2 separate regions of the Homo sapiens genome follow, and region 2 is linked to region 1. A link is an interaction called in ENCODE POLR2A ChIA-PET data of the cell type or tissue named here. Cell type or tissue: MCF 10A. All regions are shown on one strand. Links, peaks and the distances in the headings refer to the core of each region. The heading gives the core; the rest is flanking DNA. Region 1 holds the start of ATN1 (atrophin 1). Region 2 overlaps LPCAT3 (lysophosphatidylcholine acyltransferase 3).

Region 1 (9,272 bases), core at 731-8,730:
GGGAAGGCTCTGGAAGGAACCAGGGATGATATGAGTGTGACTGGATCTAGCAGAGAACTAGAACATTTCAGTATCTTTGATTGATGAAATTGTGGATGCTGAATGGAGCTGGGACTGATGTGTGAGTAGAAAGAAGGCTGAGGGGGACTGAATTAGCTTCTGCAAGTCTGCCCAGGGCCTTTATCTCAGGATGGAGGCAGTTGGTCGCCATCTTCCTGACACAGAGCGAAAGAAAATCAACATAATTGCAGAATTAAGGATTTGGATTAGCAATGAGGAAGGGCTTGCTGGCAGTGAGAACAGGAAAATGCAAAGCTAGGTTGTGAACCCTTGTTACTGGAAGATTTTTTTTGGGGGGGGGGTGGGGTTGTTTTTTTTGTTTTGTTTTTTTTTTTTGAGACAGAGTTTGACTCTTCTTGCCCAGGCTGGAGTGCAATGGCGCCATCTCGGCTCACCACAACCTCCACCTCCCGGATTCAAGCGATTCTTCTGCCTCAGCCTCCCGAATAGCTGGGATTACAGGCATGTGCCACCATGCCTGGCTAATTTTGTATTTTTAGTAGAGACAGGGGTTTCTCCATGTTGGTCAGGCTGGTCTCCAACTCCTGACCTCAGGTAATCTATCCACCTTGGTCTCCCAAAGTGCTGGGATTACAGGCGTGAGCCACCACGCCTGGCTGGTTTGCTTTTAATTAACTTTTTTTTTTTTTTTTTTTTTTTGTAGAGACAGGGTTTAGCCATGTTGCTCATGGCTGGTCTCAAACTACTGGGCTCAAGTGATCTGCATGCCTCGGCCTCCCAAAGTGCTGGGATTACAGGCATGAGCCACTGTGCCCAGCCTATGGAAGTGGCGTGAGATCTCTGCTCACTGCACGATTCTCTTAGCCTCCCAAGTAGCTGGGATTACAGGCGTGCACCACCATGCCTGGCTAATTTTTGTATTTTTAGTAGAGATGGGGTTTTACTATGTTAGCCAGGGAACTCCTATCCTCAAGTGATCCGTTCACCTCAGTATCCCAAAGTGCTGGGATTACAGGCATGAGCCACTGTGCCTGGCCTCTCCATGTAAGGTTTTATGAAATAAGAATCAGGAGCCAGGCGTGGTGGCTCATGCCTGTAATCCCATTACTTTGGGAAGCCGAGGCAGGAGGACTGCTTGAATCCAGGAGTTCGAGACTGGCCTGGCAATACAGTGAGACCTCATCTCTACAAAAATTTTAAAAATTAGCTGAGTGTGGTGCCACACACCTAAAGTCCCTGCTACTCAGGAGGCTGAGGTGGCAGGATCACTTGATTGGGGAGGTGGAGGTTGCAGTGAGCTGAGATTGTGCCACTGCACTCCAGCCTGGATGACAGAATGAGGCTCTGTCAAAAAAAAAAAAAAAGTTAAGAATCAGTTAGGGCAGGCTTACACTGGGGGGATTTGTCTTAGCAAGGATGAGCAGGTGTAGTTAACCAAGGGCCTGTCCATTTCAGGGAATAAAGGGGCATGTTCCTGCCTGATGTAGAGACCCAGGGAAGATGAACACCTCCCCCCTCCCCACCATGCTCTCTCTGCAGTGGTCTCCATTGAGGACCCATTTGACCAGGATGATTGGGCTGCCTGGTCCAAGTTCACAGCCAATGTAGGGATCCAGATTGTGGGTGATGACCTGACAGTGACCAACCCAAAACGTATTGAGCGGGCAGTGGAAGAAAAGGCCTGCAACTGTCTGCTGCTCAAGGTCAACCAGATCGGCTCGGTCACTGAAGCCATCCAAGCGTGAGTGACTTCTGGCCCTCTCCTGTGTGGTCCTCGTTTCTATAAGACTCCTTTTGCAAGTGCTCCAGCCTAATTCTACCCAGGGGTGCCAAAGAGAGCGGGGAACCTGGAATCATCCTCACAGTTCTCTCACCTCTGCCCCTCCACCCCTGATTCTCTGCTCCCCTCCCAGATAGCTTTCCCCTAGATGTTTCCTGACATAGACCAAGGTTGGGGCTGGGAAGAGAGTGCCCAGTGTGAGAGCTGGAGAATCAGTGCTGTGTGTGGATACAGGTGCAAGCTGGCCCAGGAGAATGGCTGGGGGGTCATGGTGAGTCATCGCTCAGGAGAGACTGAGGACACATTCATTGCTGACCTGGTGGTGGGGCTGTGCACAGGCCAGGTGAGTGAGGCAGCCTGGTGAGTGAAGAGAACTCTCTGTGGGATTGGTATTTCTAGCTCACCCACCTGGTCTCTCCTTCCAGGTGTTTGAGGGTGTCAGGGGAGTTTCAGGAGAGCAGAAGTTTCCTTTCAGGGGTGAGAGGGCAGTCACTGAGCTGCAAATCCTTTGAAATGTTTCAGATCAAGACTGGTGCCCCGTGCCGTTCTGAACGTCTGGCTAAATACAACCAGCTCATGAGGTGAGGGTCCCTGGGGTGGGAGCCCCTGGCCCAGATGGCTAAAGGCCCCATTTGCCTGCCAGACCATCTGTAGCACCAAGGGCCTGGATAACAGTCCATTTCCTGGATAACAGTCCAACAGATAATATTGGTTTTTGCTTCCTGGGTTTATTGATGGCCTGATTGACAAATCCCAGAGATCACATGGGAAAGCCAGGGAATGCTAAGCCTTGGGGCAGGACACAAAAGCAGGTGGTGTGGGGGTGGTTGGAGTCTGGGGGACCCCTAGAGAGAGAAGCAGGATCCTCCTGCATCCCTGACCACTTCCTTTGTGGTTCATCTCTCTCAGAATTGAGGAAGAGCTGGGGGATGAAGCTCGCTTTGCCGGACATAACTTCCGTAATCCCAGTGTGCTGTGATTCCTCTGCTTGCCTGGAGACGTGGAACCTCTGTCTCATCCTCCTGGAACCTTGCTGTCCTGATCTGTGATAGTTCACCCCCTGAGATCCCCTGAGCCCCAGGGTGCCCAGAACTTCCCTGATTGACCTGCTCCGCTGCTCCTTGGCTTACCTGACCTCTTGCTGTCTCTGCTCGCCCTCCTTTCTGTGCCCTACTCATTGGGGTTCCGCACTTTCCACTTCTTCCTTTCTCTTTCTCTCTTCCCTCAGAAACTAGAAATGTGAATGAGGATTATTATAAAAGGGGGTCCGTGGAAGAATGATCAGCATCTGTGATGGGAGCGTCAGGGTTGGTGTGCTGAGGTGTTAGAGAGGGACCATGTGTCACTTGTGCTTTGCTCTTGTCCCACGTGTCTTCCACTTTGCATATGAGCCGTGAACTGTGCATAGTGCTGGGATGGAGGGGAGTGTTGGGCATGTGATCACGCCTGGCTAATAAGGCTTTAGTGTATTTATTTATTTATTTATTTTATTTGTTTTTCATTCATCCCATTAATCATTTCCCCATAACTCAATGGCCTAAAACTGGCCTGACTTGGGGGAACGATGTGTCTGTATTTCATGTGGCTGTAGATCCCAAGATGACTGGGGTGGGAGGTCTTGCTAGAATGGGAAGGGTCATAGAAAGGGCCTTGACATCAGTTCCTTTGTGTGTACTCACTGAAGCCTGCGTTGGTCCAGAGCGGAGGCTGTGTGCCTGGGGGAGTTTTCCTCTATACATCTCTCCCCAACCCTAGGTTCCCTGTTCTTCCTCCAGCTGCACCAGAGCAACCTCTCACTCCCCATGCCACGTTCCACAGTTGCCACCACCTCTGTGGCATTGAAATGAGCACCTCCATTAAAGTCTGAATCAGTGCACTGTTGTGTCTAAGGAGTCTTACTCTAGTCCCTATGAGGGGAGAGAAGATGGAGCACCTGGAAGCTGGTGAAACTGGATAGCAGAGCTGGGGGGGCACAAAAAGAGGAAGACAAACTGAACAAATATGGCCGAGATGATGGCACTGCCTACCCCATTCTGGCTAGGTGGGGTGCATGTGGCCCCTGCTTTCTTAGCAGAAGGCTTGGCTCCCAGACGCAGGTGAATTAAGGGGTTCAAGAGCCCCTAAAAGCATAAAATATTTTGTGTGTGTGTGTGTGTGCACGCGCATTTTGGGGGAAAGGGGGTCTAAGGTGTTTTCATATCCAAAGGGCTTGTGGACTGGAGCAGCTCCTGTACTGGGCCTCTGCCAACAAAACCCTGGCTGGTTCTCGAATGGAACAGGACTTCATGGCCATCACCCACTGCAAGATGGGGAAATGGGAAGGAAGAATGGTTCCGGGGGTAGTATACGGAAGGACCTAAGGAAACAGAGTCCTCAATAAACTGAAGATTCAGGAACAAAAGTGCTTAACAGAACCCTGGCTGGGTCAGACTAACAGTAGGTTTCCAATATGTGGCTAGAGACGTACTACTCCTTAGCTATAACTCGTTAACTCTTATGGGGCCTCAGCGTTGAGATGCTCATTCTAGGTACCCCCGAGGGGGACAAATCCCTTCCTAGTGGCTCGGATGCAAGGTTGCGTCCCACAGATAGGGTTTGCACATGGGAGATCTAACCACTAGAGGGAGTCAGAGTTTTGCAGGACGCCATACTGGACGCCAAGTGGGAGGAACTTCAAGGCTGTCCCCTGCGGGCCTCCCGCTCTGCTTCTGCGAAGGTCTGGTCCTGGCTCCCTCTGCCATCCTGCCCAGCTCCAAGGCTAAAATAGGTTCTAGTTCTGTATGGGTAGGGCCCATTTCTTTTCTTGCCCTCCTTCCCGGGTCCCTGACACCTCAGCCATTTTCAGTTCAAAGAGCCTCATGCCCCCTTTCCATTTCTGTGCCTTTTAGTTTCAGTGTGGGCATCTCATCTTTCCCTTTTCTCCTGGCGACCCTTTATGCCTCCCTTGGGGTTTCCTGTACTTTCCTCTGTGCCTCTCAGTTTTCTCTGGGGTCCCTGATACCCATCTTACCTTAGTAACTCCCAGACTGACCAGGACTATCCTAGTTTGAGCCTAGTTCCTAGCCTCTGTCCTTTCTTTCATCCCTCCTCACCAGGTCGCCTTCTCTGACAGTCTGGCCCCCCAACCCCCAAAGTATCGGGGTTGGATTGGGTTACAGCTAGCTCTGCCTGGGCCTCCCAGGCCCTTCTCTCCACTTTCCCTTTGTGCCGTTGCCTGGAGACCAATGGGTTGTGGGGGGCTGAGCCAGAGAGGGAGCTGGGGTGAGGGATGGCTGGGGCTGTGTGTGTGCGTGTGCGTGTGTGTGTGTGTGTGTGTGTGTGAGAGAGAGAGAGAGAGATGTCCCCTGCAGCTGGACTATAAGCCTGGCCCTCAGGTAGGGGAGGAATGGGAGAGGGTAGACAATGGTTTCTTTTGTGACTCTCACCATCCCCTATCCCCACATATGCCTAAATTTTTCTTTTAGTATCCATTGTAGCCCATTCCTTAGTGATTAAAAAACAAGGGAGAAGAGCTCAGCCTGGAAGGGATTTGGAAAGGGCTTGAGCCAAGGCCCAGTGGGAGACTGAACTGAGTGGTACAGAAAGAGAGGAAATGCCATGGGGAGAGAGGGTGAGAGGGAAAGGGGGAGCCCTGGAACAAAGTCAGGGGTGGGGAGGAGCAGCAGCTACCCTAGAGCAAGAGGAAGGGAGTCGGGGTGCACAGGGAGACAGGGAGCTGGCCTGGTCTCAGGGAGGCCCTGGGAGGAAGGTGTGCTTGGAGTGGTAAAGTGAGTGCCAACCAATTCAAGGGACTTCAGAGTGATGACTCATTCCCAGGCCAAGGAAGTGTTCCTGTTCCTGCGCCCAGTTCCCCAGTGCTCTGGAATCTTGTTTAGAGCTTTTGAGTATTCCCAGAACTTTGTTGAATCTGGCCCAAGGAATTGTGAGACAAAAATCTACTGAGCTGCTCCAGAGCTAACCTCCTTCCTTCCCTGAAGGCAGGTGGGATCTTGCCAATTCAGGGCCCACCCTTAGCCTCCAGCAAGACTGGCCCCACAAGTACCCGACCCCCACCCCAAATCTGGAGCTCTACTGAGGGCTCCTAATCCACACTCCAGCTCCAGCTCTTCCGGCTTGCCAGCCTGCCTCCCTCCCATTCTCTGGCCTTCCCAATTTCTGCTGCCAAAAATCACCCTGTGTCCTTTGTCCTGGGAGATGTTGCCGCTTGGTGGAGGGCCAGGAGGGAGCCCAGGAGAAGGAACTGGTGGTGGGCTGGCGGAGGTGCTGGCTTCACGGCCGGGAGCAGACTGACTGCCAGAGGCTACCTGGAGAGCAGGGGAGGGAGAGGAAGGGTTGGGAGGAGCCTGCAGTCTGTGGTGGGGACTGTCTCCACCTTAGAACAAGTGGGATTGAGCAACAAGGATACCCAGGGATTTGGGTCCACATTAAGCCCAGTCTTCACCCGACTGCTTCCCTGTGACCCAGGGGATCTTTAGTGATGACTTTCAACAGATTTGAGAAGGAAAATGGAGATGCCACTAGATGGAAGGCCTGAGGATGGTGTCTCACTCCTCCAAGCTGTATCCCTTACCTATCTACCCATGAGCTTGCCAGCAACCTCCCCCCGCTCCCACATCTGTCATTTCCTTTAACTGCCCTCGTTTCCCATCTCCATTTTTTCTTTTTTTTTTTGAGACGGCGTCTCGCTCTGTCTCCCAGGCTGGAGTGCAGTGGCGCGATCTCTGCTTGCTGAAACCTTTGCCTCCCAGGTTCAAGGATTCTCCTGCCTCAGCCTCTGAGTAGCTGGGATTACAGGCATGCGCCACCACACCCGGCTAATTTTTGTATTTTTAGTAGAGACGGGGTTTCGCCATGTTGGCCAGGCTGGTCTTGAACTCCTGACAAGTGACCCACCCGACTCAGCCTCCGAAAGTGCTGAGATTACAGGCGTGAGCCCCCGCACCGGCCCCATCTCCATTTTCTTTTCCCATCCATGATCTTTCCTCTTCCATACTGCCGCCAGCCATAGGCCTTGTTCAGCTTACATTTCCTTCCAATCTTCTTATCCCCCTCTTCCCCATTCTGCCCGCCCAAGTAAACCCTCCTCGGCTCTACTGGGAGCCCCCACCCCCAGGATCCAGCCAGCCCGGTGTCTCCCACCCTTCTTTCCCATCCAGAGCCCTCCTTTCTCACCCAGAACCTATTTTCCCTAGAATTGGCACCTGGGCCCACCTCGTTCATCCCTTCTTAAGGTTCCTCACGCGTTCCCTCCTCTCTCTCCTCACTGACGTTTCCTCTGGACTTCTCTCTCTCCAGCATTCCTTCATCCCCCCACCCCCAATTCTTATATTTATGACTCTTTTGTCAACACTAATCACCCCCAAAAGCTTTACTTTTTCCAGAAGCCCCATCTTTCTATATATGTCATCTTTTCAATTTTTCTCTCTCCTTATGACCCCAAACTTCCATCCCATTCTCTCTGATAATAGCCCCCAAACCCGTCTGGCTCCATCTCTGCCACAGATCCCTCACCCCAAGCTTCTCTCACTTCTCACCAGGCACCCACAAAGCCCCCAGGCAGCTCCATCTTTCCAATCCAATCCCATTATCCCAATCTCTACCCCAGGATCCCCCAAACTCCTCCCACTTCACCTCTGCCACAGACCCGCTCGCCCCCAAACTTCAGCCTCCCCTCATCTGCCCTCACCACCCACAGCCCCTCCTACCTAGCCCTCTCCCGCGCCGGGCCCGCGGGCTCCCCACATTCCGCCACGGCTAGCCCTCCCCGCGCCCCGGCCCCCTCGGCCTCGGCCTCGGCCAACTCGCGCTGCGCCTCCCCCTCTCCGGCTCCCCCTCTCTCCCCCCTCGCGGCTTGCCTCGCGCTCCCTCCCTCGCGTCTCCCTCCTGGCCCCTCTCTCCTCCGTTCCTCCGCGCTCCCTCCTTCTCCCTCTTCCTCCCTTCTCCCATCCCCCTCTCCCAGGCTCCCTCCCTTCGCCGTCCGCTTTCCTGTGCGAGTCGCCGGACGCACCGCCCAGCCCGTCCGCAGCCCCGCGCCGGGTCGGGGCCTCGGGCCGGGCCATTTCGGAGGGACCGCGGCTTCGGGGAGGGGCTAGGAGGGGGGAGAGGGAGCCGACTGCCGGGGAAGGGGCGGGGGCCGCGGGCGAGGCGGCCGAGGGGCCCGGGATCGCGCGGGTGCGGGCTGCGCTAGGCGGGCGCGGGCGGCGGCGGGTCGGAACCGCGCCGAGGGCCGGGCGGGCCGCGGGGCCGGGCGGCGCGGCGGGGGCGGGCGGCGCGGCCCGGGGCATTCCGGGCGGCCAGGGGGAGGCGGCGAGCCCGGGGAGGTGGGGAGCAGAGCGGGGATCGGGGTTTGCTCCGGGGGCCGGCGGGCGATTGGGGCCAGGCGGGGAAAAGGGGGGATGGGGGCCGCCCTCCGGGGGGGTCGGGGCCGCCGCCGCCGTCGTCGCGGCGGCGACTGAGGCCGAGAAGAGGAGAGGGGGGCGGGGGAGCTGCCGCCGCCGCCCCCCAGAGGCGCCGGAGCCCGGAATCCCGCTCGGAGCCAGCCAGCCGTCCCGAGCTACCAGCAGGTAAGGTCTGCGGCCGCCTGGGCCCCGGGCCCGCGGGGTTCTGTCCCGCCCGGGCTCCGGCCTGCGGCTCCCCACCCCCACCCCTCCCAGTTCCCCCTCCTGCCGCCGCCGCCTCCATTTGTTATTTTCCCAATCCCGTCCCCCCACTGCGGGCTCTGCCTGGCCTGAGGGCCGGGGGCTCAGGGGGTGGGGCCCGCCGAGGAGAGTCGGGGGCCAGGGTTTCGGGAGGATCGGGAAGGTGGGGAAGGAGGGAGGGTCTCCGGAGGAGGCCTGTGGGGCCAGAGGGTATCCGGGACCCGCAGACTCAAAAGAGGAGGAACATCGAGGCCGGGGTTGGCGGAGGAAAACGGGGGATGCTGTGAGTGGGGTTCCGGGCGAAGGCAGAATGGATAGGAGAGATGGCAGCGAGGTGGGGCATGAAGCCTCCAGGAAAAAGCTCCAAAGGACCAGAACACGGGTTCCGGAGCCTGGGGTTGGGGGCTTTAGGAATAGACGGGAAGTGGGAAACGGGAAAGGGGTGTGGTAGGTGGAAAGAGGGATTGTGGCTGATGAACCTGGGGGAGACGGAGGCTTGGGCAAAGAGAGGTCCATTTTTGAGAAGAGCCGGAGGTTTTCCAGCGTGGAAGAGGGAAGGCCATGTCTTTGTGACGGTTTTCATTCCCCTACTGCAGGTCACCTCTGACCCTGTTTTCCCTATCCCAGACATAGTTATTTCTTGGAGAGGGCACTGGGGCCCAGTAGTGTGGGTTATCCCAAAACTAGTGAGGAGGAAAACAGGAACACAGAAGGGGGAGTTGGGAAGAAAGGGGTTCTGGGAGGATGGAAATGGAGAATTGAGCAACCTTACAGGCACTCCAGGCAAGTTGCGACCTCCACCCTCCACCCTCCAATTTCCGGAGCGTCCGCTG
Region 2 (8,000 bases), core at 1-8,000, 74 kb after region 1:
GGGCTGTTGCCCACGCTGGAGTGCAGTGGCATGCTCACAGCTCACTGCAGCCTCAACTTTCTAGGTTCAAGTGATCCTCCCACCTGAGCCTCCCTAGCAGCTGGGACTACAGGTGTGCACAGGACCGGCTAATTTCTTGTAGAGTTGGAGTTTCACCATGTTGCTCAGGCTGGTCTCGAACTCCTGAGCTCAAGCAATCTGCCCGCCTTGGCCTCCCAAAGTGTTGGGATTACAGGCATCAGCCACTGTGCTTGGCCAATGTTCACTCTTACTTTCTGTGCTTACTTCTGGCATGGGTTGGCTGACTACAATTTGAATAGACCCATCTTTCCGTTTCTTTCACCGAAGGCATTTTTTCTGGCTCCTAGATGTTGCTGACCCCCAGGATCCAGTCTTGGCCCTCCACTATTCTTGCTACACTGCTTCTTTGGAAACTCATCTACTCTCAAGTAACTTAATATAATCTTTATGCCAAAGACAGATCCACATCTTTAGTTCTAACTTCTTTTTCAGTTCCACATTTCCTACTTCCTTGCTGGACAGTTTTAATTTGATATTTCATTACCATCTCAAACTCTGTATAACTAAGGCATAAATTTCTCCCTAAATCAGCCTTCTCTGGGCTTTTTTTTTTTTTTTAAATTAACAGTGTTACCATTCTCCAGGTCACACAACATTCAAAAGTGTGTTTTCCTGCCAGGGCATGGTGGCTCCACGTCTGTAATCCCAGCACTTTGGGAGGCCAAGGCAGGCGGATCACCAGGTCAAGAGTTCAAGACCAGCCTGACCAACATGGTGAAACCCCATCTCTACTAAAAATACAAAAATTAGCCGGGCGTGGTGGTGCATGCCTGTAATCCCAGCTACTCAGGAGGCTGAGGCAGGAGAATCGCTTGAACCCAGGAGGCGGAGGTTGCAGTGAGCTGAGATCGTCTCACTGTACTCCAGCCTGGGCAACAGAGCCAGACTCCGTCTCAAAAAAAAAAAAAAAGTGTTTTCCTTCTTCATATTGGTTCTCTGTTATCTAGTCATGAAATCCTGTTGATTCCTCCTTTCCAGTCTCTCTCACCATCACTGTCACCATGACCATCACCACTCCCTTTTTCCTCTGCTGATTTGCAGTTAAAACCCTTATGGATCTCACCCTTAAATCCTTGCAATGGCCTCCTACCTGATCTCTGCCTGCACCACGTCTTCCCAGCAGTCCTATACCGGGGTAATCTTCCTTCAGCTCCTGCTCAGAAACCATCAATAGCTCCCAGCTGACTACTCAACAGAGTCAGCAATCCTGTCTGTTCTACCTTCAAAATAAATCCAAAATCTGACCACTTCTCTCCGCCTCTACTGCTTCCCCTGGTCTGAGTTGCCACTATCTCTGGATTATTATTATTAATATATCATTATTATATTCAATGTATTATCATTATATACTTGCCTCCTGACTGATCTCACCCTGCCTTTGCCTCCCTTCAGTCTAGCCTTAATGAAGCATCTAGAGGGTTCTATTCAACTTAAGTCAGCAGGTCACTCCTCTGCTCAAAGCCCTCTCAAGGCCTCTATTCTCACTCAGATCAAAAGGCTGATTGCCAGCACCCGCAGGTTCTGTCCCTCTGCCCGGGCCCCACTGTCCTCTGACTCATCTCTCAATCTGGCCTCTACCCTTCTGCTCCAGCCCCAAAGCTTTCCCTTCCTGGAATGTTAAGCAGGTCCAGCCTTGGTGCCTTCACATGGTAAGTTCCTTGCCTGGAAGGCTCTTTGCACAGATAAGCTCAAATCCTTCCTACACCTCAGGTCCTTTGTAAAATGTCACCATAAGTATCAGTGAGGACTTCCCTATCTTATCTAGAAGTGTATACAACACTACCCCTCCCCACCCTGTAACCCTCCCCCATCACACACTTCTTGTTCTTCTTTCCTGCTTTTTCTATTTTTCTTCTCAGTACTTATTACCTTTTGACATACCATATATCTTACTTTTCAGTCTTTCAAAGCAGGGATTATCATCTACTTTAGTCCCTACCGTACCCCAGTGCATAGTACAGTTCCTGGTACACAAAATTTCTCAAAAAGTATTAGCTGAATGGCCGAACAATGAGTGAACAAGTGCTCTGTACTCTAGGCAGTCAATACAATATTTATTAAGCACTCACTATGTGGTTAGCATTGCATTAGGCATTGGGGGAATATGGTAGAATTTTAAGAGGTGCTTTCTATTCTTAAGGAGCAAAATCAAACAATGATGTTCTATGCTAAGGGCTAACTGTATGGAATAGCCAATGTTGTAGAGGTTAAAGAGAAATCAATCTCGACCACAGTGGTCGGGAGAAGTAGTTCTTGAACAGAGAAGAGATGACGGCATTCCAAGGGAGGATAATGTAGTAAAGACACAGCGGTAGGAAGGAGCATGGGGCATTCACTCCAAGAGACTGGGCTAATTTCAAGGGAGGAAAAATATTGTAACAAAATGGATGGGAAAGTGAAAAACCAGGCAGAGTCTGAAATTGATAAATGGGAAAAAAAAAATCAATTGACTAGGTGTAGGAGAAGGAAAAGGACAAATTAAAGATGTTTATGCCACTGATATAATGGTCTTCAGGTCTTCAAACCTTTTTGCTGGCATAGCTCCTAGAAGAATTTTGAAAAACTGTATATCCTCCTTTCACATTTTAAAGTTGCCATCTAAACCTTATGTTTTTATTTCTTTATTTTTTTATTTTCTTGAGACAGTACTTCACTCTGTTGCCCAGGCTGGAGTGCAGCGGCACAATCACAGCTCACTGCAGTTTCAACTTCCTGGGTTCAAGTGATCCTCCTGCCTGAGCCTCCCAAGTAGCTAGGACTATAGGTATGTGCCGCCATGCCCCCAAAACAACAGCAAATTATGTGTGTGTGTGTGTGTGTGTGTGTGTGTGTGTGTGTGTGTGTGTGTGTTTCAAGACACAGTCTCACTCTGTTGCCCAGGCTGGAGTGCAGTGGTGCAATCTTGGCTTACTGCAACCTCTGCCTCCCAGGTTCAAGCGATTCTCCTGCCTCAGCCTCCCAGGTAGATGGGATTACAACTGTGTGTCACCATGCATGGCTGATTTTCTTTTCTTTTTTTTTTTTTGAGATGGAGTTTCGCTCTTGTTGCCCAGGCTGGAGTGCAATGGCGTGATCTCGGCTCACCGTAACCTCTGCCTCCTGGGTTCAAGTGATTCTCCTGCCTCAGCCTCCCAAGTAGCTGGGATTACAGGCAGGCGCCACCACACGGGGCTAATTTTGTATTTTTAGTAGAGACAGGATTTCACCATGTTGGTCAGGCTGGTCTCGAACTCCTGACCTCAGGTGATCCTCCTGCCTTAGCTTCCCAAAGTGCTGGGATTACAGGCGAGAGCCACTGCACCTGGCCGCATGGCTGATTTTTGTATTTTTAGTAGAGTAGGGTTTCACCATGTTGGCCAGGCTGGTCTTAAACTCCTGACCTCAAGTGATCTGCCTGCCTCAGCCTCCTAAAGTGCTGGGCATAAGCCACCATCCCTAGTCAGTGTGTGTGTTTTGAGGCAGGGTCTTGCTCTGTCGCAAAGGCTGGAGTGCAATGGCACAGTCATGGCTCACTGCAGCCTTGATCTCCTGGGCTCAAGTGATCTTCCGACCTCAGACCCCTGAGTAGCTGAGACCACAGGAATGTACTACCACATTCAGATAATTTTAAAATTTTTTGTAGAGATGGCATCTTGCTATATTGCCCAGGCTGGTCTTGAACTGCTGGGCTCAAGCAATCCTCCTGCCTCAGCCTCACAAAGTATTGGCATTACAGGTGTGAGCTACTATGTTTGGCCGTGTGTGTGCTTTCTAATGCCTATTGAAGGTGTGTTTTAAGTGCTTATGGCAGATGTCTGCCATGCAATCTAAATGGCAAACCAATCAGCTGGATCAGTCTTACTTACAACACACCTGGCCTGTCCCTCAACTTTTCTATTCTTTCACCAAAATGGAAGTTCCTTATGTTAGAGAACTTACAGAGAAAAGGAAGACAAAGGAAAATAGGAAGGAGAGTTAAGCTCTGCCTGACACTGTCTACTTAAGTGATGGGTAACTGATTAGGTTCAGTGCTTAGAACTTCATATAATGAGATACAAAATCTCATTACTGACCCACTCTGCCAGCTAGAAGAGCACTTGTAGATCATGGACATTTAGGTGGGGATATAGCCACCTTTGATCCTTTCTGTTCACTAGATTAAGCCTTGTTGCTAGTACAGGCAGGAGCCAACATACCTTCCACACTCCAGCAATCCTGTACACCTTGGGCTGAGTCATATGCTGAACAGTTATTCATGAATACAGATTCTTACTTAGAACTGAAGAATTACCTGCTCCAAACCCTTCATTAGGTAGATAAGAGACTAAGGTCCAAAGGGGATAACTGGCATGCCCAAGGTTAACAGAGCAGAGCTCAAATTAGAATCCACATCACCTGATTTCCATTCTACTATTCTTGCCACATGCCTTGGCACTTGGCAGTGACCTGGGAGTGAATCACTAATAACCAGCTGTGTGCTCTTTTAAAGCTACAGCTCTATTATTCTTTGATGTCCAGATAACAATCTATGCTCCAGCACCTGTTTATAGACATAAGCACACCCATTTTTATGTTTGCTTATCCTCCTATTGAAAAATATTTTAAAAGTTCATTTTAATGCTAAATTTAGGTGTACTTTCTTTGTTAATCTAATTCTTGAGCACTCTGCACCCTTCAGCAGTTCATTTCTGAAAGTTACCTCCACCTAAATAGCTCAAGCATTGTGACAGCTGTGATACAGGACTCATGGAAACTGGGACAAGTGATCAAAAATGTCTGAGGGAGGAACAATAGAGGGGACATTTTAAAGGTAAGCTATTGGATAGTTGTTACCTGTGAGAAAGAAAGAAAAAGGGTTAGGTTAAGAAATGTTAGTTTTTTACTCTCTCAACCCAGCCAAACAACCTAAACTTGAACTGTCCCAAAGGCCTACCAAAATTCTTTAATTTCTTCACTTAAGCTGAGTGCTCTTAATAAGCAAGACTTCTGAGGTGTAGTGCTAGTGATTAATGTTATACACACCCGTTGGCTGACTGGTGAAACCTGCTGCAATAACTAAAAATTATTCTATAAAAATGTATAGACAGAGAGAATGTTAAAGCTAAAAGAGGCCGTTGACTCATTTCTTTGTTTTAGTAGAACAGGTGCAACAGATTGAGGCACTTTAAGACATCTAAATGGCTTTACTAGCAAAGATAAAAATCACACTTGCCTGTACTCAGGGAATTTTATCACATTCTAATTCTTTGTAAATCAGTGAATCCCCTGGTGCAACTTCTAGCCAGATTATCTGGGCTTTGGAATCAGAATTATCTAGTTTAAAATTTAGCTCTGCAGCTTGGGCAAATTACTTACATTCTTTTTTTTTTTTTTTTTTTTTGAGACAGAGTCTCGCTCTGTTCCTCAGGCTGGAGTGCAGTAGTGCAGTCTTGGCTCACTGAAACCTCTGCCTCTCAGGTTCAAGCAATTCTCCTGCCTCAGCCTCCCAAGTAGCTGGGACTACAGGCGTGTGCCACCATGCCTGGCTAATTTTTGTATTTTTAGTAGAGATGGGGTTTCACCATGTTGGTCAGGCTGGTCTTGAACTCCTGACCTCTGGTGATCCGCCCGCCTCAGACTCCCAAAGTGCTGGGATTATAGGCGTGAGCCACCGCGCCTGGCCTACTTACATTCGTTAAACCTCAATTTCTTCATCTTTGAAATCGGGAAAATACCAGCCATCTTGCAGGGCATCTTAAAGGTGAAAATATTTGGCCGGGCGCGGTGGCTCATGCCCACCCAGCTCTTTGGGAGGCCGAGACAGGCAGATCACGAGGTCAGGAGATCGAGACCATCCTGGCTAACACAGTGACGCCCCGTCTCTACTAAAAATACAAAAAAAAAGCCGGGGCGTGGTGGCGGATGCCTGTAGTCCCAGCTACTCGGGAGGCTGAGGCAGGAGAATGGCGTGAACCCGGGAGGCAGAGCTTGCAGTGAGCCGAGATCACGCCACTGCACTCCAGCCTGGGAGACAGAGTGAGACTCAGTCTCAAAAAAAAAAAAAAAAAAAGCGAAAATATTTGCAAAAGTAGCATACATGTACTTCCTTCAGGCCACTTAAAATACTTATGCATGTCTAAATATTTTATATAAGCATACCTACACCTAACTTCTTAAAAATTGAGTATTCTTTTTTTGAGACGGCTGTCGCCCAGGCTAGAGTGCAGTGGCGCGATCTCGGCTCACTGCAAGCTCCGCCTCCCGGGTTCACGCCATTCTCCTGCCTCAGCCTCCTGGGTAGCTGGGACTACAGGTGCCCGCCACCACGCCTGGCTAATTTTTTTGTATTTTTAGTGGAGACGGGGTTTCACCGTGTTAGCCAGGATAGTCTCGATCTCCTGACCTCGTGATCTGCCCGCCTCAGCCTCCCAAAGTGCTGGGATTATAGGTGTGAGCCACTGCGCCCGGCCGAAAATTGAGTATTCTTTTAATGGATTTTAAGATATAAAATCTCAGGCTCAGAAATTTGAGCCACCTAGGGGTGAGAAATTTTGGCCTTTGCCCGCTTCGAACTGACTTAACTAAATTAAATCTATAGAAAGTAAAAAATAAAGGTCTGTGAATGTACCCAGTACTCTCAGGAAGAAGCATATTTGCCATGAAGCTAAAAAAGCTTCAGTTTCACTCCCCTTCCAAGGCTCTGGGGGGTGGGGTGGGGGCGGGAGCTAGCAACGTGCTCACATGGTCATATATTTTTGTAAAACTTATAGAAGATATTTTTGTATTCTTTTTCTTAAAGAAGATATCCAAGATTGTATAAGCTTCAGATCCCAGAAATCCTAGATTTAAAAAAAATAATCAACCACCACCCCAACAAAATTAGGCACATGCCTGAAAATTCTGCTGCTACTGCCAGAATTCTGCGGGTAGGGGCTTCATCCAAGGTGTTCCTAATAATAGGCAGAGTCCCCAGATTAGTTCCGGTGAGGCTTTTGGGAGGGGTTATTTGGCGCGGTGTTGGTGTTGGTAGGATCCTGGCTGTGAGGCTGAGGCAGGCCTGAGGAGGGCTGGGGCTGACAGGTAGGCAGAGTTGGCTGGGATGTGAGGTGCAAGGGGTGGTACTTCGGAAACAAACTTTGAAGAGGAGAAGGGGCAGCAAGACTGTGAGTCTGGACTTTGTGATACACTGTCACCCCTAGTTTAGTGTGCCTGGTTAGGGAGAATCAAGCAGCATGGAACCCCTCTTCCTTTTTCACTAACATTTTTCTGTATAGTGGTTGAAACCCAGTGTTAAGAGACTGCATGACATTGGAAAAGAAGGGGAGGAGAAAAAGAGTCCATATGAGGCAAGAACAGAACGCAGCCAGAATTAGGGCAGGCAGGGAAAGGAAGGGAGTGAGATGTGGGAGTCGGGGGGGAGTTGAGGTAACCTGCATTTTATATGCTAGAGCTACGTATTTTAGATGCAGGGGCAACTGTTTCGGTCCAGGAGTGGAAAGGACTGTAGAAGCAATCTAGCACAGCTGTTTCTCACTTGGGAAAACTGAAGCCCTCAGAGGCAGAGGGAGGAATGGGGAGCGGCCAGGCCAGGACAGGACTCAGCCCCCAGTTCCTCTTCTCAGGCGTCCGATTCCTTCTGATCTTTCTCTCCTGCCCTCTCTGTTACTGCTTCCTCCTGTTCTTACCCTTATATACACTTGAAGTTTTATCCCCATTTTTTATGCTTATGGGATTGTACACTTTCTGGTTCTCTCTCAAGTCCAACCAGTATGTGGTAACCTGTCTCTTCCCACTTCATTTGTGGCACTGGTTTGCAGTGGACAAAAGGTCCGTGCTCCTCTTCTAACCTAATCTGGACTGGGTTGCCCAAAGGTTGCCCTGCCACACTGCCAAGTGCCTAATTAGCTGTTTTCTCTCCAACCCCTCCAAACACTTATCATGAGTAATTTCTCTTGTCTTTA

What was found. Peaks named below come from ENCODE experiments on the same cell type or tissue, not always from the same donor. Only the 100,000 strongest peaks of a DNase experiment are listed, where the experiment ranks them.
Region 2: POLR2A ChIA-PET joins it to region 1 with 11 read pairs; 5 of 35 experiments call an interaction of 5 or more read pairs at or near these places.

Annotation. Positions count from the first base shown.
Region 1 is chr12:6,920,021-6,929,292 of GRCh38, forward strand. It overlaps ENO2 (enolase 2), which reads left to right. Exons shown (of 12, transcript NM_001975.3): 9 at 1,561-1,762; 10 at 2,036-2,144; 11 at 2,324-2,382; 12 at 2,711-3,677. The coding sequence ends at 2,780. It overlaps ATN1 (atrophin 1), which reads left to right and starts at 7,939. Exons shown (of 10, transcript NM_001940.4): 1 at 7,939-8,364. LOC124902868 (a long non-coding RNA gene) reads right to left here and starts at 7,676. Exons shown (of 2, transcript XR_007063194.1): 1 at 7,507-7,676; 2 at 2,510-6,105. RefSeq lists enhancers at 2,312-2,401, 4,423-5,123, 5,824-6,523 and silencers at 7,548-7,597, 7,778-7,937. In MCF 10A, for the core only: a CTCF peak has its summit at 4,411 (motif pointing right); DNase peaks (open chromatin) are centred at 4,451, 5,631, 5,991 and 7,731.
Region 2 is chr12:6,994,498-7,002,497 of GRCh38, forward strand. All of the region lies in intron 1 of LPCAT3 (lysophosphatidylcholine acyltransferase 3), which reads right to left. It also overlaps a transcript of EMG1 not described here. Among named protein-coding and RNA genes, the nearest start is that of LPCAT3, 20 kb to the right of the region's middle. In MCF 10A, for the core only: no CTCF peak of the experiment used is centred there; DNase peaks (open chromatin) are centred at 1,644 and 4,494.